2 separate regions of the Homo sapiens genome follow, and region 2 is linked to region 1. Evidence: read pairs that join two places in POLR2A ChIA-PET (ENCODE). Cell type or tissue: K562. All regions are shown on one strand. Each heading gives the region's core, and the rest is flanking DNA. Links, peaks and the distances in the headings are about the cores only.

Evidence for each region. ChIA-PET counts read pairs that join two places held together with the same protein. Peaks named below come from ENCODE experiments on the same cell type or tissue, not always from the same donor. Only the 100,000 strongest peaks of a DNase experiment are listed, where the experiment ranks them.
Region 2: POLR2A ChIA-PET joins it to region 1 with 5 read pairs; 2 of 35 experiments call an interaction of 5 or more read pairs at or near these places.

What each region holds. Positions count from the first base shown.
Region 1 is chrX:119,386,709-119,397,689 of GRCh38, reverse strand. No RefSeq gene overlaps it. Among named protein-coding and RNA genes, the nearest start is that of SLC25A43, 7.1 kb to the left of the region's middle. In K562, for the core only: CTCF peaks have their summits at 6,210 and 7,656 (motif pointing left); DNase peaks (open chromatin) are centred at 6,209 and 7,679.
Region 2 is chrX:119,578,847-119,589,827 of GRCh38, reverse strand. It overlaps UBE2A (ubiquitin conjugating enzyme E2 A), which reads right to left. Exons shown (of 6, transcript NM_003336.4): 4 at 8,232-8,321; 5 at 7,152-7,240; 6 at 5,405-6,701. The coding sequence ends at 6,573. It overlaps NKRF (NFKB repressing factor), which reads left to right. Exons shown (of 4, transcript NR_163972.1): 4 at 1-1,491. Among named protein-coding and RNA genes, the nearest start is that of UBE2A, 9.8 kb to the right of the region's middle. In K562, for the core only: no CTCF peak of the experiment used is centred there; no DNase peak of the experiment used is centred there.

The DNA.
Region 1 (10,981 bases), core at 3,262-8,261:
TTTTTGAGACAGAGTCTCGCTCTGTCGCCCAGGGTGAAGTGCAGTGGCATGGTCTTGGCTCACTGTAACCTCTGCCTCCTAGGTTCAAGCGATTCTCCTGCCTCAGCCTCCTAAGTAGCTGGGACTACAGGCATGTGCCACCATACCCAACTAATTTTTTTGTATTTTCAGTAGAGATGGGGTTCGCCATGTTGGCCAGGCTGGTCTCGAATTCCTGACCTCAGATGATCCACCTGCCTCGGCCTCCCAAAGTGCCGAAATTACAGGCATGAGCCACCGCGCCTGGCCTATTTTAACCTTGAAAGTAAAATGTATGGCCGGGCGCGGTGGCTCACGCCTATAATCCCAGCACTTTGGGAGGCTGAGGCGGGCGGATCACGAGGTCAGGAGATCGAGACCATCCTGGCTAACACGGTGAAACCCCGTCTCTACTGAAAATACAAAAAATTAGCCGGGCGAGGTGGCGGGCGCCTGTAGTCCCACCTACTTGGGAGGCTGAGGCAGGAGAATGGCGTGAACCCTGGAGGGCGGAGCCTGCAGTGAGCCGAGATCACGCCACTGCACTCCAGCCTGGGTGACAGCGAGACTCCGTCTCAAAAAAAAAGAAAGTAAAATGTATATTTTTCACTGCAGGTACACTGAAGCATAAAATGAATAACACCAAACTATATATTGGATGCCTTCTGTCTTTTCATGATCATGTGCTAACCAGGTGTTCATATTTTACTCAGCCAGAGTCTCATTCATCTGCTTAGCATTGGGCACCTTATGTATATTCATCCTAAACATAAATAAATCTCCGAGGATATCCTGTATTTGGATTGTGACTTGTATACTCAAGCCAACCTTATTGCCTCTTTTTCACACTTGTTGAAAAGTCTGTGGAGAGCATAGTAGGTTAACAAGCTCCAACTTTGGAAAATGTACATGATGTGAAATTGGGGTGCTATGCTAAAAATAAATGTATGATAACTAAAAAGGAAGAGGCAGTGAGTAAAAAAAAAAATCTTAGAAGTTATGTTGCAATATAAGGAGAAAGGTGGCCAGCTGAGAGTTAAGCCCTAGGCAGCCTCTCGTTGCCCCAGTCAGGGCTTGGGAGATGCTAACAGTTTTTTAAATTCTCCAGCTTTCATTTTTCAGTTTATCTTCTCACCAACTGAAATCTCTCAGTACATTACTTTAGTTTAACTTGCTAGTATTTCTTAGAATATAATTTATCTTGTTATATTTATACTAATGTTGATTGATTCCTGCTCTCCTAATTTTCTTTTATTTTTTACTTTTTGGGAAATTTGTAAATTATAAAGTAGTTTATACCTGTTGTAACAAGACAAATAGTCCAGAAGTGTATTAAAGAAAGTTAAGTTCCCCTGCCCATGCCCTGAGGTAACCACGGTTAAGAGCTTGGTGCGTGTGTGAATGTTTTTCCTCATATTTTTTTTTCATGCTCAGACCAATAAATATTTATATGGGGTTGCTTTCTCCTCCTTTCCGCTCTTCCCTCCTTCTTACCTTCCTTCTTTCCTTCCTTTGAAACAGAAAAGAAATAATTCCTCTGGAAGGATACCCAAAAAACTGATAATCAGGTTATCTTTGGGGAAGGAAACCTGGAGACTTGGGAACAGAGGTGGAAGGGAGATTGAGTTTTGACTGTGTGCCCTTTTATTTTCTTTTATTATTTATTGATTTATTTAGTTAGTTTTGAGACAGAGTCTCGCTCTGTTGCCCAGGCTGGAGTACAGTGGCACGATCTCAGCTCACTGCAACCTCTGCCTCCCAGGTTCAAGCAATTCTCATGCCTCCCCAGTAGCTGGGACTACAAGCAGCCACCACCTCACCAATCTAATTTTTTTTTTTTTTTTTTTTTGAGACGGAGTCTTGCTCTGTCACCCAGGCTGGAGTGCAGTGGCGCAATCTTGGCTCACTGCAAGCTCCGCCTCACAGGTTCATGCCATTGTCCTGCCTCAGCCTTCAGAGTAGCTGGGACTACAGACGCCCGCCACCGCACCTGGCTAATTTTTTTGCATTTTTAGTAAAGACGGGGTTTCACCGTGTTAGCCAGGAGGGTCTCTATCTCCCGACCTCGTGATCCACCTGCCTTGGCCTCCCAAAGTGCTGGGATTACAGGCATGAGCCACCGTGCCCGGCCCTAATTTTTGTATTTTTAGTACAGACGGAATTTCACCATGTTGGCCAGGCTGGTCTCAAACTACTGACCTCAAGTGATCTGCCCCCTTTGGCCTCCCAAGGTGCCAGGATTACAGGCGTGAGCCACCGCACCCAACCCTGTGTGCCTTTTTATACTGTTTACCTTTTTCTCCTGTTTTTTTTTTTTGTTGTTGTTTTGTTTTGTTTTGCCGTGGCCATGTATCATCAATTTAAAAAATTCTCTTCTCCATCAATTTTCTCTGAAGGTGCAGTGTTTTCTGTGACATTGCCTTGCCATTGGTGAGATTTTTTTCCTTTTAATGACACATCTTTATTTCCTTGGCAACTTTTTTTTTTTTTTTTTTTTTTTTTTTTTAGATGGAGTCTCACTCTGTTGTGCAGGCTGGAGTGCAGTGGCGCGATCTCGGTTTACTGCAACCTCTGCCTCCTGAGTTCCAGCGATTCTCCTGCCTCAGCCTCCTGAGTAGCTGGGGTTATAGGCGCCCACCACCACACCCGGCAAATGGCTAATTTTTGTATTTTTAGTAGAGATGGGTTTTCACCATGTTGGCCAGGCTGGTCTTGAACTCCTGACCTCAGGTGATCCACCCGCCTGGGCCTTCCAAAGTGCTGGCATGAGCCGCTGCAGCTGGCCGGCAACTTTTTTTTTTTTTTAATGTTAAACAACTCTTGATGAAGTTCTGAAAGAAACAAACAAGATACAACCTTCCTTCTATTTACATGGTACTTGCGATCCTGGAAAATGCCATGTACAAAAACACTGTGCAAAAAATGTTTTGTCTTTAGCAGTAAAGCAAAGTTAAGTTCTTGACACAGATAATTGTAAACAGGTTTTCCACCTACATGAATGTCTGATGGGATCTTTGAGAGCCATGAAGGATGCAGGACTGTCTTACGCATTGCAGATGTGCAGCTTCCCTGGCCTTTCTCCAGTAAATGCCAGCAGAATACCCCAATCACTGTGGTACTCTTCCCCGCAAATTTCCAAAATGCTTCCTAGGAGGTGGTGCTATTCTTGTTGAGAACCACTGCTCTAGCTGCTTCCTCTGATTGGAATGTTCTTTCCCCAGTTTGCAGAGTTGATTTCTTTTTGTCGTTCAGAGCTCAACTTAAATGTTACCTCCTCGGCCGGTTGCGGTGGCTCATGCCTGTAATCCCAGCACTTTGGGAGGCCGCGGCGGGCGGATCACGAGGTCAGATCGAGACCATCCTGGCTAACACGGTGAAACCCCGCCTCTACTAAAAACACAAAAAATTAGCCGGGCATGGTGGCGGGCGCCTGTAGTCCCAGCAACACGGGAGGCTGAGGCAGGAGAATGGCGTGAACCTGGGAGGCGGAGCTTGCAGTGAGCCGAGATCGTGCCACTGCACTCCAGCCTGGGTGACAGAGCAAGATTCCGTCTCAAAAAAAAAAAAATGTTACCTCCTGTCAGAGGGCTTTGCCTGACTGCCCCATCTACAGGGCCCTCATTCACTCTACCACATTGCCCCATTTCAATTCTCTGTATAGCATTTATCCCTGTCTGCTGTTTTTCTTTCCTGTCATTTTATTGTCTGTTTCCACCTACCAGAATGTAAGATCCATGAGGGAAGGGATCTTGTCTCTTGTTCACAGCAGTGTCCTTGTTACCTGCAATGGTGGCTGGCACATTAGTGCCCAGCAATCATTAGTTAGATGAAAGGAAGGAAGGAGGGAAGGAAGGAAGGAAGGAAGGAAGAGAAGGAAATCTCTTCTTCAGTTGTACAAGTTGCAAAAGATTGGCAGAACATGATGTCTTCATGAAGTGGCTTAAGTTAAATATGATAAATACCAAAATATTAGCTAAATTCACAAGATCAGTAGACTCATCAATTTGCAGCAAATAATATCAACTTCCTCAGAAGTTGGATATTTGCTATTTTAAGTTTCCAGCCACATCTGTAATTTTAAAAAGAACTGTGATATTTGACAAATACACTTGCTTTGTTCCCAGTCATCATTTTCACTATGTCTTTGGCAGCAGTTTTGGTAAGTGTGTGAACAATGAATTCAGTAGGTCTAACCTTTGCAATTCAGTACAACCTTATAAAATGTGGTTTCCATAGCTTTTGCCTTTGGCCTGTTGTGTTTAGCTTTAGGTGATGATGAAATGTCCTTCCATTCTAGGTGGATAAGTCTCACGAGATCTGATGGTTTTAAAAATGGGAGTTTCCCTGTACAAGCTCTCTCTTTGCCTGCTGCCATCTGTGTAAGAAGTGACTTGCTCCTCCTTGCCCTCCGACATGATCATGAGGCCTCCCCAGCCACATGGAATTGTAAGTCCACTAAACCTCTTTCTTTTCTAAGTTGCCCAGTCTCAGGTATGTCTTTATCAGCAGTGTGAAAATGGACCAATACACCAGGTCATGGTAATCCAAATTTCAGTTATTTTTCATGGGAGTTGCATGATACTTTTAGTTTCTTTGCTGCTGTTTTTTTTTTTGTTTGTTTGTTTGTTTTCAGAGACAGGGTCTCGCTGTGTCACCCAGGCGGGAGTGCAGTGGCATGATCATAACTCACTGCAACCTCCAACTCCTGGGTTTAAGTGATACCCCCACCTCAGCCTCTGCAGTAGCTAGGGCTACAGGCATATACCACCACGCCCAGCTAATTTTCAAAATTTTTTTGTAGAGATGAGGTCTCACTATGTTGCCCAGGCTGGTCTTGAACTCCTGGGCTCAAGCAATCCTCCTCCTGCCTTGGCCTCCCAAAATGTTGGGATTACAGGCATGAGCCACTGTGCCTGGCACTGCTGGTATTTTTTTTTTTTTTTTTTTGAGACGGAGTTTTGCTCTTGTTGCCCAGGCTGGAGTGCAGTGGTGTGATCTTGACTCACTGCAACCTCTGCCTCCTGGGTTCAAGTGATTCTCCTGCCTCAGCCTCCTGAGTAGCTGGGATTACAGGCATGCACCACCACACCTGGATAATTTTGTTTTTTTAGTGAGACGGGGTTTCTCCATGTTGGTCAGGCTGGTCTCAAACTTCTGACCTCAGGTGATCTGCCCGCCTCAGCCTCCCAAAGTGCTGGGATTACAGGTGTGAGCCACCGTGCCTGGCCAGTATTTTTTTTTATACCAATAGACGGTCCAAGTGTTGGAGTGATACATCTCTAATAACTATCTGAAGACCTACGATTAAAGTCATAACATTTTTACCACAAATTCCACCACTATACTTTTTGTAATTGATATGCAGCATAATCACATCATATTTTGGTGTAGAGTCCTAGGAATTTGAGCACATGTATAGGCTGGTGTGACCACTACCACAATAAGGATCCAGAGCTGTTCCCAACTTCTCATGTGCTGCCCTTTTGTAGTCAAGGCCTCCCCAACCCCCACCTGGGCAACCACAGATTTGTTCTCTATCTCTATCATGTTGCCTTCTGAGAATGTCATATAAATGGAAGCATATAGCATGTTACCTTTTGAGACTGGCTTCTCCCACTCAGCACAATACCTTTGAGATTTATCCATGTTGTGTTCATCAATAGTTTCTTCCTTTTGATTGCTGGGTAGTATTCCATAGTATGGATGTACCACAATTTGTTTATCCATTGTTTTAGTTTGTGCTGCTACAACAAAATACCTGAGACTGGGTAATTTATTTATTTATTTATTTATTTTTTTGAGACAGAGTCTTGCTCTGTCGCCCAGGCTGGAGTGCAGTGGTGCAATCTCGGCTCACTGCAACCTCCACCTCCCGGGTTCAAGCAGTTCTCCTGCCTCAGCCTCCTGAGTAGCTGAGATTACAGGCACCCACCACCACGCCCAGCTAATTTTTTTGTATTTTTAGTAGAGACAGGGTTTCACCATGTTGGTCAGGCTGGTCTCGAACCCCTGACCTCGTGATCCACCCGCCTCAGCCTCCCAAAGTGCTGGGATTATAGGCGTGAGCCACCGTGCCTGGCCAAGACTGGGTAATTTATAAAGAACAAAAATTGATCGCTTACAGATCCGGAGGCTGGAAAGTCCATAACCAAGGTGCTGGCATCTGGTATGGTGAGTCTTTCTTGCTGCACCACCCCATGGCAAAAGGTGGAATAGCAAACTAATCAAATGCTACATGAAGCCTCTTTTATAAGGGCCTTATTCCCTTTAATGAAGGAGAAGCCCTAATGGCTTAATCACCTGTTAAAGGCACCACCTCTTGATGCCATCACATTGGCAACACCTTTATTTTGGAGGGGACACATTCAAATGATAGCATCCCTTCATCCGTTGATGGTCTGATTCTGGTTTTTGGCTATTATGAATAATGCTGCTGTGAACATTCATGTACAGATGTTTGTATGAAAATGCTTCCTTTTATTTACTACCTAAAAGGTAGCATTCTATAGACATATCTTTGGCACTTTGCTTTTTCACTGTAACTTTATTTTAGAAGTCACTCCACTTCAGTTTGTAGAGAGTTTTCTCACTTTTTTTTTTACAGCCACATAGTATTCTATTGTATGGATGTACCATAGCTTATTCAACTATAAACCTATGTATGGACATTTATATTATTTCCAATATTTTGCAATTTTAAGCAATGTTGTGATGAATGACCTTGTGCATATGTATCTTTGGATCATTAGGGGTTTATCTTCATCTACTGTGACATTTAAAAATCCTATTTATAGGCTGGGCATGGTGACTCAGCCTATGATCCCAGCACTTTGGGAGGCCAAAGCAGGAGGATCACTTGAGGCCAGGAATTTGAGACCAGCCTGGGCCACATAGTGAGATGTCGTCTTTACAAAAAATTTTAAAAATTAGCTGAGTGTGGTGGTGTGCACCTGTAGTCCTAGCTATTGTGGAGGCTGAGGTGGGAGACTCCCTTGATCCCAGGAGTTCAAGGCCCTAGTGAGCTATGCTCTCCAACCTGAGTGACACAGCAAGACCTCATCTCTGAAAAATAAAAATAAAATAAAATCCCATTTGTAATCACTGACCCACGGTGAGTTTAACAGAAAACAAAACAGAAAGAATGAAGCACAGGCCCAACTTCTAATAAAAACAATACACACTTTTACCTATTTCCTGTTCTAAAGAGTTGTCAACTTTTATAAACCATGTGCTGGTGTACCAATGAAAAAAATTAATTGAAGTTTATGAACCTTCAAGATACAAGGCCCCATCTTGCTGCTCTGGGTTGTGAAGTATGTCCCAAAATGGCAGTAGTTATTTGCAATGGGCAGATCAAGGAAACATGAGGTGTGCACGCTGGGTTATTGGCCACGTGAATGTTGAAATCACTGAGAATGACAGGGGAAGCTGGGACAAAGAGGACAGAGAGACTGTGAGTACAGAACTAAATTCTTCACAAATGAGGGTAGTGACTGGGAAGGTATAGAAGACTGCTACCAGGAATGGGAGAGGATGATACAAGCGGATAGCATGAGCCAAGGAAGAACCAAAGATTTCTCAGGAGGGAGGAGGAACAAAGATCAGAAAGTGGTCTTGGGGAGCGACGAGAGCTCGAGCTCCACCTCCTGGCACTCCCTGAGGCATTTAGCTGTGGGGGGGATGAGAAAATAAACAGCTCGCACTTGAAAGGGGTCAGCAGACAGCCAAGGTTTCAATTACAGCAGGGATGGGGGAAGAATATCTTGAGAGATTTGAGGCTTTGGGATTTAACCCATCATAGACTTGGAGTGCTAAGCTTAACTTAAATCTCTCTCAACCTAACCTGCTGATAAGGTCCAGCAGTTGGAGTGTAAAGTGTTCTTTTACTTCTAGGTCAGTTGGTATTTGGCAGCATCAATGAAAGGGGGTGCAGTGAGCCAGTAGCCTTTTGCTATTGGGGCATTGGTGTTATCAGTAGAAGGTCTTGACTGCAAGCTGTCCAGATTCTTGAAGTTTTGAACAAATAATTGGACAAAATGCACAGCAAAGCAAGGAAAGAATGAAGCAATGAAAGAATGAAAGCAGGGATTTATTGAAAATGAAAGTGCACTCCACTGTGTGGGAGCGGCAGAGCAGCGGCTCAAGATCCCCGGATACAGAATCTTCTTGGGTCCAAATAACCCCTAGAGAGTTCCCATTGGCCACTTGATGTTCACCCCATGTAAATGAAGTGGTGGCCCACAATCAGAGGCGAAGTGAAGTTACAAAGGTCACACTCCTATGCAAACATCTGACTGGTGCAAGCAATCAGAGGCTAAAGTGAAGTTACAAAGTTACACTCCTTTGCAAAGTTACACTCTTTTGCTTTTTGCAACCAATGAGAGGTACTTTCAATTACCCATCTGCCATCCAGAAAAGGTGGGGGTTTGGAAAGGGAGTAGTCTCTGGTCCTTTGGTTACTTAGGCGTGGAAAGTTAGGGTTTTCCTTTCAATTTAGTTCTAGGAAGTCAGCATGAAATGGCCTTAGGGTCCTTAACTCCAGTCCCTATTCTCCTGCCTCACTGGGAGTGGTTTTCAGTGTCTCTGCTGGGTGTTCTCCAAGGTTGGCCTGAGGGCCTGGTTGGAGGGTCACAAGGTGGAGCTCCTCCTGCCAGTGTGGCATGCATGGCTGTAGTGTTTAATGTCTGTCCCCAAACAAGAGACTAGCCATATCTACCACAATATTGCCGTCCTGATGTTTTTGCCTATAATTTGCATCAGATTTTGTTGCATTTAAAAGATATCAAAGGAAAACACTGACTGACTACTTAGCTAGACTTCTCCAGACAGCAGTACCTTGGTGAGGGTCCCTGCTGTTGATTTCTTAGCTCTGCAGATCCAGAAATTCAGCTTTATCAGGATACCCTGCAGCCAGCAGGCTCAGAAGGCTGACTCTTGATAACTACCGCCACTCCTTCTTGGTCTCCTTTGTTGGTTCTTCCTCATCTCCATGACCTCTAAAATATTCGAGTGCTCTAGGCTAACTCCTTGAGCTTTTTCTCCATTTAAACCGATTTCCATGCTGATCTCATTTAGTCTCATGGGTTTAAATGTCATCTATGTCCCGATGACTCCCAAATATATACTGTAGTATTCCCTCATCTGAAGTTTCATGTTCCTCAGTTTCAGTTACCTGTGGTCAACTACAGTTTGCAAATATTAAATGGAATATTCCAGACATAAACAATTCATAAGTTTTAAATTATGCACCATTCTGAGTAGTGTGATGAAATCTTGCTTTGTCCTACCTGGGATGTGAATCATCCCTCTGTCCATTGTACCCAAGTTGTCCATGATACCTGCCTGTTGGTCTCTTAGTAGCTCTCTCGGTTATCAGGTGAAAAAAAAACAGTATATATATTGGGTTCAATACTATCCATGTTTTAAGGCGTCCACCAGGGATCTTGGGACAGATCTCCTACAGATAAGAGAGGACTACTGTATCTCTAGTTTGGACTTCTCCCCTGAACTCTGGACTCCCATTGAGAGGTGACAGCCTGCTGGCAGTCCTCAGAGCCCTCGCTTGCTCTCGGCACCTCCTCTGCCTGGGCTCCCACTTTGGCGGCACTTGAGGAGCCCTTCAGCCCACCACTGCACTGTGGGAGCCCCTTTCTGGGCTGGCCAAGGCTGGAGCCCACTCCCTCAGCTTGCAGAGAGGTGTGGAGGGAGAGGCGCGAGCGGGAACCGGGGCTGCCTGCGGCACTTGCGGGCCAGCTGGAGTTCCAGGTGGGCGTGGGCTTGGCTGGCCCCGCACTGGGAGCAGCCGGCCAGCCCTGCTGGTCCCGGGCAATGAGAGACTTAGCACCCGGGCCAGTGGCTGCGGAGGGTGTACTGGGTCCCCCAGCAGTGCCAGCCCACTGGCACTGTGCTCGATTTCTCACCGAGCCTTAGCTGCCTTCCTGCGGGGCAGGGCTCGGGACCTGCAACCCGCCATGCCTGAGCCTCCCACCCACTCCATGGGCTCCTGTGCCGCCTGAGCCTCCCCGACGAGCACCACCCCCTGCTCCATGGCGCCCAGTCCCATCGATCACCCAAGGACCGAGGAATGCGAGCGCACGGCGCGGGACTGGCAGGCAGCTCCACCTGCAGGCCCAGTGCGGGATCCACTAGGTGAACCCAGCTGGGCTCCTGAGTCTGGTGGGGACGTGGAGAGTCTTTATGTCTAGCTCAGGGATTGTAAATACACCAATCGGCACTCTGTATCTAGCTCAAGGTTTGTAAACACTCCAATCAGCACCCTGTGTCTAGCTCAGGGTTTGTGAATGCACCAATGGACACTCTGTATCTAGCTACTCTGGTGGGGCCTTGGAAAACCTTTATGTCTAGCTCAGGGATTGTAAATACACCAATCGGCACTCTATATCTAGCTCAAGGTTTGTAAACACACCAATCAGCACCCTGTGTTTAGCTCAAGGTTTATGAGTGCACCAATGGACACTCTGTATCTAGCTGCTCTGGTGGGGCCTTGGAGAACCTTTATGTCTAGCTCAGGGATTGTAAATACACCAATCAGCACTCTGTATCTAGCTCAAGGTTTGTAAACACACCAATCAGCACCCTGTGTTTAGCTCAAGGTTTGTGAATGCACCAATTGACACTCTGTATCTAGCTGCTCTGGTGGGGCCTTGGAGAACCTGTGTGTCGAAACTCTGTGTCTAACTAATCTGATGGGGACGTGGAGAACCTTTGTATCTAGCTCAGGGATTGTGAATGCACCAATCAGTGCCCTGTCAAAACAGGCCACTCGGCTCTACCAATCAGCAGGATGTGGGTGGGGCCAGATAAAAGAATAAAAGCAGGCTGCTGGAGCCAGCAGTGGCAAGCCACGTGGGTCCCTTTCCATAGTGTGGAAGCTTTGTTCTTTTCCTCTTTGCAGTAAATCTTGCTATTGCTACTGCTCACTCTTTTGGTCCACACTGCTTTT
Region 2 (10,981 bases), core at 2,920-7,919, 190 kb before region 1:
GAAATGAAATTCAGGGCCGCTCAGCAGAGGAGGCTTACAAACAGCAAATCAAAGAAGATAATATTGGAAATCAGCTGCTGAGAAAGATGGGTTGGACTGGTGGTGGTTTAGGTAAATCTGGTGAGGGCATACGGGAGCCTATCTCAGTGAAAGAGCAGCATAAGCGGGAAGGGCTTGGTCTGGATGTAGAGAGGGTGAATAAAATTGCCAAGAGAGATATTGAACAGATCATCAGAAACTACGCCCGCTCCGAGAGCCACACAGATTTGACTTTCTCTAGAGAGCTGACTAATGATGAACGGAAGCAAATACATCAGATTGCCCAGAAGTATGGTCTTAAGAGTAAGTCTCATGGGGTGGGCCATGATAGGTACCTAGTGGTAGGTAGAAAAAGACGGAAGGAAGACCTACTAGATCAGCTCAAACAGGAAGGCCAAGTGGGCCATTACGAGCTTGTTATGCCTCAAGCAAATTGAGATCTTACTAATTTATTTTGTAAATGCCTAATGAGGCAGATTTTTGAATTAAAGAAATGCTACATGTTCCGGTTGCAGAGTATATTCATAAGATGTCTCACCTTGTTCATTTCACATAGTGGTTTATTAGATATTGGAACCTAAAGAATTCTGTCCACTTGTATTAGCTTAATCCAGCAGATGATATTGTGCAGTTACTGTTTGTGTCTTTGATATTGCTGTGTCCCTCAGATTTTAGTAGTTTGACAAGCAAGAACACATATCCAAATGGAATTTTACCCTGAGAAATTATCATTTTAAAGGGCATAGCACAGCAATCTGCAACAATATGTAAAGTTGATATTGACTACAATAAAAATCCAGTCTTAATTCCAGATTTACTGAAAATGTCAGATCATTTTGTATTAATCTATTTTCATCTTTGTGTGAAGCCAGTTATAGAATGTTTGACAATAAATTGTGCTGTACACGTAAATGTCCTTACCAACTAAATGATGTAAAACTTTCTTAAAGTAATTTTAGTGTTCATTTATTTATAACTTCTACCATGTGATTTCCAGACTATTGGAAGTGATTTACTGTATCTTGTGATATATGGGTTTTAACAAATTCTAGTCTTCACGCTGAGAGAGCACTACTTGAGAGAGCAGTTGAAAGTTTCAAAAACTTTGGTTCAATCTGAAGAAAGGAAGCTTGAACTGTTTGTTCTTGGTGCCTTGCAGAGAGACTCACAGCAACTCTCCATTATAGCTTTCACACGGTTTGGATGTGCAGCACATCCAAGGCAACCACAGCTGTGGTAGAGCTTGGTAAAAGACTGAAGATACATTGGTGCTTTGATGAAAAGGTCAGTTGGCTGGTCCCTCTCTCAAAAAGCTTATTAAGCCTGAAAAGCCAACTTTGTAACATATTTAAAACTGCTATTTTCGCTTATTTCTGGAATGTAAAAAAAAAAAATGTATAAAAAGAATTAGTGTATGCTTCCTGAATAAAAAGGAGCCAAAGTTGATCAGAATGGTGGCGTGCTCATTTCCGGGCAGCAGCCTTGTAGCAACACTGGGTCTTTGGAGAAGGGAAGTGGTGTTTGCACAGAATAGTTCAGCACCCAGAGCACATGTGGATGAATGTCCGGATTTAACAGATAGGAATCAGTCAACTATCACTTTTTTCCTATGGACCAACATGCTGGCTTCAACCAAATCTTTGGCTGCCCCCTTTTATGTGATTTTATTTTTGTATCTCAGATAAATCAAGTATAACCTCATAACAGCACAGGTGAATTTACCATTGCTCACTAGACACCTCTAATGAAATGATGTTCAGGACAATTAGGTGGTTTACAGTGCTTGACAACATTTAGCACCGTGCTTGACATGTAATTGGCCAACAAGAAATCGTAATTTCCTTTCCCGTTTTTTGTTTGTTTGTTTTTGAGATGCAGTTTCGCTCTTCTTGCCCAGGCTGGAGTGCAATGGTGCAGTCTCGACTCACTGCAACCTTCACCTCCTGGGTTCAAACGATTCTCCTGTGTCATCCTCCCAAGTAGCTGGGATTACAGGCACCCGCCACCACGCCCGGCTGATTTTTGTATTTTAGTAGAGACGGGATTTCACCATGTTGGCCAGGCTGGTCTTGAAGTTCTGACCTCAGGTGATCTCCCTACCTTGGCCTCCCAAAGTGCTGGGATTACAGGCTTGAGCCACCGTGCCTGGCCCTGTTTTTTATATTTTACATTAAGCAGCTGCCCACTGTAGTTAAATTAATGCTTAAAAAATATAAAGGGATTAGCCTTTACACCTGGATTTCTGTAACTGGTACTCATCTACGGTAACTAAACAGTGTGATAATTGTTTTCCATTAACCGTCTTCCTACAGTGCATAGCCTTTCTTAATGTCGGTAGGAAGAGAAATGAGGTGTACATTTTATTTTGCCACTTCATATTAACATTGGCAAAAAAAACTAAGCAAAATGTTTATAGATTTTGTAGGATTACAATTTGTTTTTTGAGACAGGGTCCCACTCCGGTTACCCAGTCTGGAGTGCAGTGGCGCAGTCTTGGCTCACTGCAACCTCCACCTTCCGAGTAGCTGGGACTTCAGGTGCGCACCGCCTGGCCTGGCTAATTTTTTGTATTTTTAGTAGAGATGGGATTCTGGTCTCAAGCTCCTGGAGTTACGCAGTCCACCCTTCTCAGCCTCCCAAAGTGCTGGGATTACAGGCATGAGCCACTACACCCGGGCTACAATTTTGTTTTGTTTTTAATTTACAAGGTTCATGCCAACCTTCAGAAGCTATGGTTGAATTTGTGAGTTAGAAAAAAACCTGTTTTCAATTCTCTGAGTAAGAGTGGCTTTGGGATTAAGGGATATGAAAACTTCACTGATTACTCTCTTTACATTTCTTTCTTCCCCCAAATGATTTTGAGGCAGGGAAAGGTAGGGGATTGTTAAATATAATCTGGTTTGTCTAGGTGAGTCCAACAGAACAGAATATTAAGGTAGTTACAGTTAGGAAGGCTCCCAAATAATTGCACCAAGTAGATACAAATTTGGTTACTGGATTTGAGGGGCCAGATTGCCTAACTTCTTAGGATCTGTGATATTGATACAGAATTAGAGCAAAATCACTTAACTTGCTTGAGGATAAAATAATGTTGAGAATGGCGTTGGCATGAATGAGCTGCTGACAAGCTTGCTGTTGTTCCATTTTGTTCCATTTTGTCCCCTTTCAGTTGGTTACTGTATTTTCCCTTTCTTTGAAATGTAGTCATTCTTAACCCAGTAACCTTCCTATACAATCTGTACAGGTACATGAGCAATTTCAAATTTTATTTGGATTAAGTGTTTTTTATACTGAGGAACTAACTGTTCTTTCCATTTTATATCTAGCTTTTAGTATCACAGATCTACTTTTTGGATTTTTTTCCTCCCCTTTGATTGCAAAATGAATGGCAATATCATGCACTTTGTTGGGATTCTTTTTTAGTAGTATACAATGCATTCTCTTTGCTATGAGTAACCCCTGAAGCTGGAGATGGGTCCTAAATAAAGGATTCTAATTGCAGCTTTGGTTCTTCATCATACCTCCTTCCCCACATCAGCACGTGCAGAATTGAAAAGTTCAAACCTGACTGCCATTTGAAAAAGGGACATTGCAAATTTGTTTTCATTAACTTTGTTATCAATACATGTAGCCTGTGGTGTTAAAAATTTTAAAGGGAGAAAGAGGCAATTAGCATGAAATGTTCAAATGAATGGTTTGTGGTGCCTTTGACCATGCATATGTTGTTTTGGGAGGTCAGCTTGTTGGCTCTGTTGTAAGGTTTTAAATGGATTATCCTGTGAAAGAGATTGGGTATAGTGTTTCTCAGGTGTACAGAAGAAAAAAGTTATTAAACCTGACCATTCTGAGTCTCGCCTTACATTGTTTCAGGTATGATTAACAGTGTCAATTTAAAGCACTCAGCCACATAGCAGGATGAAAAAGTTAATGTAAAACTAATCCACCAAATAGAAAAATTTAATGTGGTTCTACTTTGAAGCAGAAATGGACTTGAGGGAAACTATTAAGCAAATTGAAGGACATTGCTCCTAGGTGAAACAATCCAAGTAATGTGGTAATTAGTACAGATTGTACTCCATACTGAGGCTTCAAGTACCATGTCTTAAAAGATGAGTGAGATACATGTGTCATAAGGACTTAACTTCATTTAGCCCCATCCACCCAACCAAACAAGTACCAAGAGGTGGTAGTTTTTACAAAGTCATTGTCCTTGCCTCTTTCAAATGAGATGGGTTGCTCCTCAGAAGAAAGTAGTTTTGTTTAATCAAAGTGATTGAGGATATCTGTACTCCCAAACTTTGCATAGGATTTAAAATACCATCTAGGCCGGGCACGGTGGCTCAGGCTTGTAATCCCAGCACTTTGGGAGGCCGAGGCAGGTGGATCATGAGGTCAGGAGGAGTTTAAGACCAGCCTAGCCAACACAGTGAAACCCCATCTCTACTAAAAATACAAAAATTAGCTGGGCATGGTGGCGAGCGCCTGTAATCCCAGCTACCCAGGAGGCTGAGGCAGGAGAATCGTTTGAACCCAGGAGGCAGAGGTGGCAGTGAGCCAAAATTGCACCACTGCACTCCAGTCTGGGCGACAGAGCTAGACTCCGTCTCAAAAAAAAAAAAAAAAAAAAAAAAAAAGTTTGGTACTGTTTGTTTTTGAGCTAGGGCTTTTAAAGAGGTGGTATGTCAGGATCAACAAGTTAGATCTTGGTCTCTGAGGGTGCTGATAAATACCTAGGTTGGTTTATCCCTGCCCCCCGCACGCCCCCCATAACCTCATTCCCTTGATTGATTATAATGTATACTGAGGTAACTTTATTTAATAATTTTACATTCTGTTAAATTTTTTTTTTTTTTTTGAGAGGAAGAAGTCTCACTCTGTCACCAGGCTGGAGTGCAGTAGCGCGATCTTGGCTCACTGCAACCTCCGCCTCCTTGGTTCAAGCGATTCTCCTACCTCAGCCTCCCAAGCAGCTGGGACTACAGGGGCATGCCACCACGCCTGGCTAATTTCTTTTTGTATTTTTAGCAGAGACAGGGTTTCACTGTGTTAGCCAGGATGGTTGATCTTCTGACCTCGTGATCTGCCCGCCCTGGCCTCCCAAAGTGCTGGGATTACAGGCGTGAACCACTGTGCCCGGCAACATATTCTGTTAATATATTTAAAAAGCATTACCACTTATGACTGGAAAGAAAAAAAAAGTTCTCTCCAGAAGTATCTGTCTTGTCTTTTCCCCTCCCAGAATGAGTATTTTTGCTTTTACCTTAATGTTTGAGGGGGGAAATGAGTACATATGAGATCCCAATAAGAAACCAATACAAAAAGTTTATACTGAGCTAAAAAAAAAAAAAAAAAGATACCTTGACTATGAAATTTTAAGGTTATTTTTATTTACAACTTTTGAAAAATGTACATTTTTTTTTACATGGGTTACTTGTGCAAAGTTAGATTTGGAAGTGATAAATGCATAAAAGGTGACAATAGAACATTAGACAAAACATTTACAAGCCTTGTCCCATACTGCTACTTAAAGGTACTATATATCTAAAAGTATAAATATCCAAAAAAAGATCGCAGACATTGGCTTTAAGGTTCTCAGATGCTGAAAGGGAAGAAATTAAAGCATGCAGCAATAACTCAGGATTTGAGTGGAAAATAGTTTGCCACAGATATGCTATGCTCCCTTCCTTGAATTCATTAAAACTCTAAAATAAAGATGGACAATTGAGTTTATTCACTTAGGGCAGCACTGATCCTTTAAAAAGATTAAAGGAGCTCCAACTTTCCCTAGCTCAAAAACTCACGATTGTTTCCATTCCTCTGCTCCCACACCTCTTTTAAAAAGCAAAAACCCAGAAGACCAATAATTCTGAAACTTGGCATGAGTGTGCCCAGTCAGCAGCTTGCAAAGAGAGGATGTGTCAGTTACTACAATTGCTGTACTCCTTTAGCTGAGTCCTTCAACTTTCTCCTTCTTGCCAGTAAATACTACGTTGTAATTCATATGACTGAGATCTTAGTATCACAGGATTTTTAGCTCCCATGCCTCCTTCAAAATTGTTTACATGGATTTGTTTCTATTCTCTGTAGGCCATATTCCAAACACATTCACTTCTAAATCCAACACAAGTGAAGGACCAGCCAGGATGAAACACTTCAGCAATCATTTTGTTAAAAATAACATCCTGGTCATCAAGCTAAGCATAAGCACCTCTTGTATAACAATTCATCTTAAAAGCTTAAAGTACAATAATAAAAATAACTGCCTGAAAACTGGAAATGAAATACAACAGAAAAACTGAAGCATTAGTAATTTTTGCAAGTAACCCAGGTACAGTACATTTGATTTCATAGAGGGTGTTTTCTGATGTTTAAGGAGAGGGTAGAAGGGGTAGGAAAACTTGGCAAGGAAGATGGAAACAGCACAACAGTTATTTTGCTTTTAATAAAGTAAATGTAATGACAGGAGTAGGGAGGTGACAAACACATCAATATATATTTTTCTTATGGCCAGCTTCTTTAAACTGTACCCGGGGTCAACAATCACGCCAGCTTTGTTCTACTATTGCAGAAACACGCTTTTCATATTCCCGTTTGTTCTCCTGGTACAGCTGAGCAGCCTGGCTGTTTGCTGGACTATTGGGATTGGGTTCATCCAACAGAGACTAAAGAGACAATTTTTAAAATGTCAGTTCCTTAATGCAAAACAACTATTTTATAAGGTAGTGACACTCAATTGAATTGTCCTAAGTACAGCTACATTTCTTGTCTTTAGCATACAAACCCAGAGTTATGTGAATCTGCTAGTAGCTAGGAAAATATATGCGGCTTTTTTTTTTTTTAAGGGAGAAGAGTCTCACTATGTTGCCCAGGCTGGTCTCAAACTCCTGAACTCAAGCAATCCTCCCACCTTGGCCTGCCAAAGTGCTGAGGTTACAGGTGTGAGCGACTGTACCCAGCTGACTTGGGTCTTAATGGTCTACTTTTCATCTATAAAACAAACAAGCTTTGACCAAAAATAAAAAGATCTATTACATTATGACTTTCAAAAACAATTCAATTGCTAATATAAACATATTAAAAGTTATAGTTCGTCACATTAAGGAAAAATTCACCTGTATGGATGTTAGAATGGAAGACACATCATAGGTTGGACTCCAACGGTTCTGAAGTATGTCCAGACATATACTACCATCTGCATAGACTAAGAACAAAGAAGTAGGTACATTAAACGTAACAAGACCACTAAGGTTTTAACATTATAGACAAAACAAAAATAGTCAAGAATACTTTGCTTTTGAAGTTTAAAGATTCCTATGTTGCTTCCCAGTTAACTGCCTAAAAAGATAAGTCATAACCACCACTAGTGAAATAATCAGGATGATCAGAGAATGTCAGATGTGATCAGTATAAAACTGGAAGATATTTAGTGTTCATCCTTTGGAAAAGGCTGCCCTATTATCCAGGAAATCAGAAACATTTTTGAACAGGGTCCCTAGCTATCCACAGACATGTGGGAAATTCATTCCACCAAATTTGTAGGCTGTATCCCCTATCTGAAATAACAAAAGATCACTCAGAGTTCACAAGATTTCATTTTGGCATAAAGATAAACATATCTGATACCCTGAAAAATACTTCATTAACCTAAATAAAAGGCAAGCTGTTCTAGGCTTACTACTATTTTAAAAAGTGCAAAGTGGTTAAGTTAGAATCACCTGTGGTGCTTTTCTGACAATACCGTATGCCTGGCCTTCAACAACAGAATCCTATTCATTAGGTTTGGAGTGGGGCGAAGGCATCTGTGTTTTTAAAATGTTCCACAGTAATTCTGATATGCGTCCAATGAAAACTACTTTTCTAAACGCTAGTGAAAATAATTACAACACAAGACTATCCCAATCTGGCCTAGCATTAAAAGGAAACCTCAAGAGCATCCTTCATTTTGTTTAATAAGTAAATGACAAAGGTCATCAAAATCAGGAGGCTCCCAGACTCCAAGCAAAGGGAAAATACCTCCACTGCTTCAGTTCTAGGACAAGACAGCCACAGACAACCAAGAACAAGTTCAGCTTTCAAGAAGCAGCAAGCTGCCTAAACAAATACTCAGGCACCACAAAATACACAGGAAATGTGGAATACTCCATAATAAACACTATAGTAGTTTAAAACACTGTACTAAAAGTGATACTTGCCATTTGGATGGAACATCTTAGAGACAAATCTAACTGTAGGTGGTTTATTTGGATATTCTTCAGTGAATTCTATTGTAAGTTTAAATGTTCCTGTGGTTAGAAAAGAAAGATTTAAGAAAATGTATTTATCACTTTGTTCAGTAGTACTTTGTTTTTAATGCTATGTGGGTTTTTCCAAGTATTAAATAATGCAAAGATACAGGGTAGAGAGGAAAGGCCAGGTAAGAAATACATCTCTAGGAATTGCTCTAAGAACTACTCAAATGTGATTTTTTGTTTTGCCATTATTTTCCCCCAAACTTGGAGACAGCCATCATAAACACAAAATTACTGCTTACAAGATTTTAGCCACTGTACATTTTGAAAACATCCTTAAGAAACTGGGCCCAAAATTTGGCCTTCTTCCTTTAGAAGACCAAAAGACCTCAAAGGCCTATGTTAGTCAGCTGCCATCTTAAACGCTCCAGTGATTTTTAGACAGACTAGAAAGAATGAAAGCACAATGGTTCAAAAACCAATGCCAGAATACAAATCCATAATCAAGTTATTTTTAAAATAGAAGGGAATAAGTATAAAAGTGTTCATACTGGTTCCTTTTCATGTCATAGTGACCCTATAATGAAAACTTAATTGAATTTAAGCCAGGAAAAACTTCATAGTCCCTCTCAGAAACCCTTAAGTATGGCTCATAAGGTACTTCACTATAAAATCAACTCAATTATTCACACATATGGAGGGAATTAATGGCAGAAATAATTTTAAAATCACATTTGGTTTAGATTGCATTCATGTTTCCAGCAAATTTATTTTTCTAATGTTTATGCTACTATTGAAATGAAATTATTTTTCTTAAATATATGTCAACCTAAGGTAGCAGGAGGCCCTAAAGCATAGTAGGTTATAAACTTACTTACAAGGCATGGACAAACTGGATCTCATTCAAGAATTGTTAAGATGTGATATGAAGAGATTATGTCCTTTAAAATATTATTTTCAATTGTTTGTTGAATAAATTGAAGAACACAATTGAGCAATGTTTTTTCCTGACTGAAATCTGTTCAAGTAAACTTAGAAGAATCAGTTACTATATGGTATAAGGTGATGCATGTTCCACTATATTACTCTGGTCCATTTAACAAATTATTCTAAAACAACAGACCATACTTCAGTGTATTTCTTACTGGTTCCTTCAGAGTTAGCAATTTATTTCCTTTTTGTTCTCATTAAAAGGTTTATCACTGCTTAAGAAAGAGAGAAGACTATAATCATTCTAGGACTAGATCTGTGACAAAACAGTATCAAAAAGTTTGTTTTTAGCAAGCTCATTGGAAACAATTTGCTAACAAAGCTGCCCTTACTATGAACAAGTGTCTCAAAGCTTCAAAATAATATAAAATGCAACATACAGAGACATTATATTCCTCAAATTATTGTTACTCCCTATTTTCTTTTCAAAGCCAGACCTGAAGATACTATGTATTATAACTAAGAAAGTAAAATCTTATGGAATGGACAAACATATGCCCATTAGAAGTATGGAAGTATGTCCATCAGAACATACTTCACCTTTATCACCACCTGGTCATAAATCTTCCTCTTTCTGAGGAAGAAAGCACAGTTCTTCCTTTTCAGTATTTATTGACACTATAATATGCAAGAAAAAGTGGGAATGTGTTAGAGTTCAAAACTTTGAGTTTCCTTATGTATTATGATCTCAAGTGTAAACACATTTGGATCAATGTTGCAATCTGACTAAATTATGGGTAAGAGACACTGCTCTAAAACTGGGCAGATGTAATAGCACATGGAGATCCCAGCTACTTCAAAACCATCACTAAATATGGTATCTAAAGGTAGTAAAGCAAGACATAGGGAAGCCATAAGCAAAAACAGTAAAACACACTGCTAAGAGCATGAGCTCTGCAGTCAGACAGGTCTGGGCCCAAGTCCTTGCTTTGGTACTTACTAGCTGTGAGACTTTGGGGAAGGTGTTCTCCTTGACTAAACCTTAAGTTCCTCATTTGTAAAATGAGATTAATCATAGTACCCACCATATAGCATTGTTGTGAGGTTTAAATGAGAGGAATATGCATAGTTCCACAAAGTTAAGTGCTCCAAAACCATGAGCAACTATTTTTGCTATAATAATTCTAAAGTTTCACATCTCTAGACTCAGCTGAAGGAGGCAAAACCCAAAAATCAGAACTATCAGTAAGAAATATACAATTAAGGCATTCAGATATTAAACAGTACTTTTAGGTCTACATCAAACACTCACAGTTCAAAGCAAGTTGAGTACCTATATTGGTGGCTCACAAGTTCCTTGACTTGAGCTTTCTGCATACACTTGCCCAGAAGTTCAACTAAGTGATTACCTAGCTACCAAAGAAGTTAATCGCAAGTCTTTTAAAACAGTTCACTTAATATCTTGAGAAGTGAAGCAACCTATTTATGTCTACTTGAATATAAATTAAGACAACCCAAATCTTATTCAAGGTACACATTAAAAAGAGGGTAAAAACTTCACACTTTTAGTCACACTAATCAGAACCTGTTTAGTATAACCTTCAATGTAATTTCTAAGCTCTAAAACAAATGTTAAGGGAATTTAAAATCCCAGAATTAGTATTATGCAGTCTTGAGACTACAGCTTACCCTCTGAATATTTAGAAGGCTAGGCTTTAAAATAACTGAAAATTTAAGCCTCACCATTGTTGTACATAATGTATACTAATTTTGTTCATCTTCCC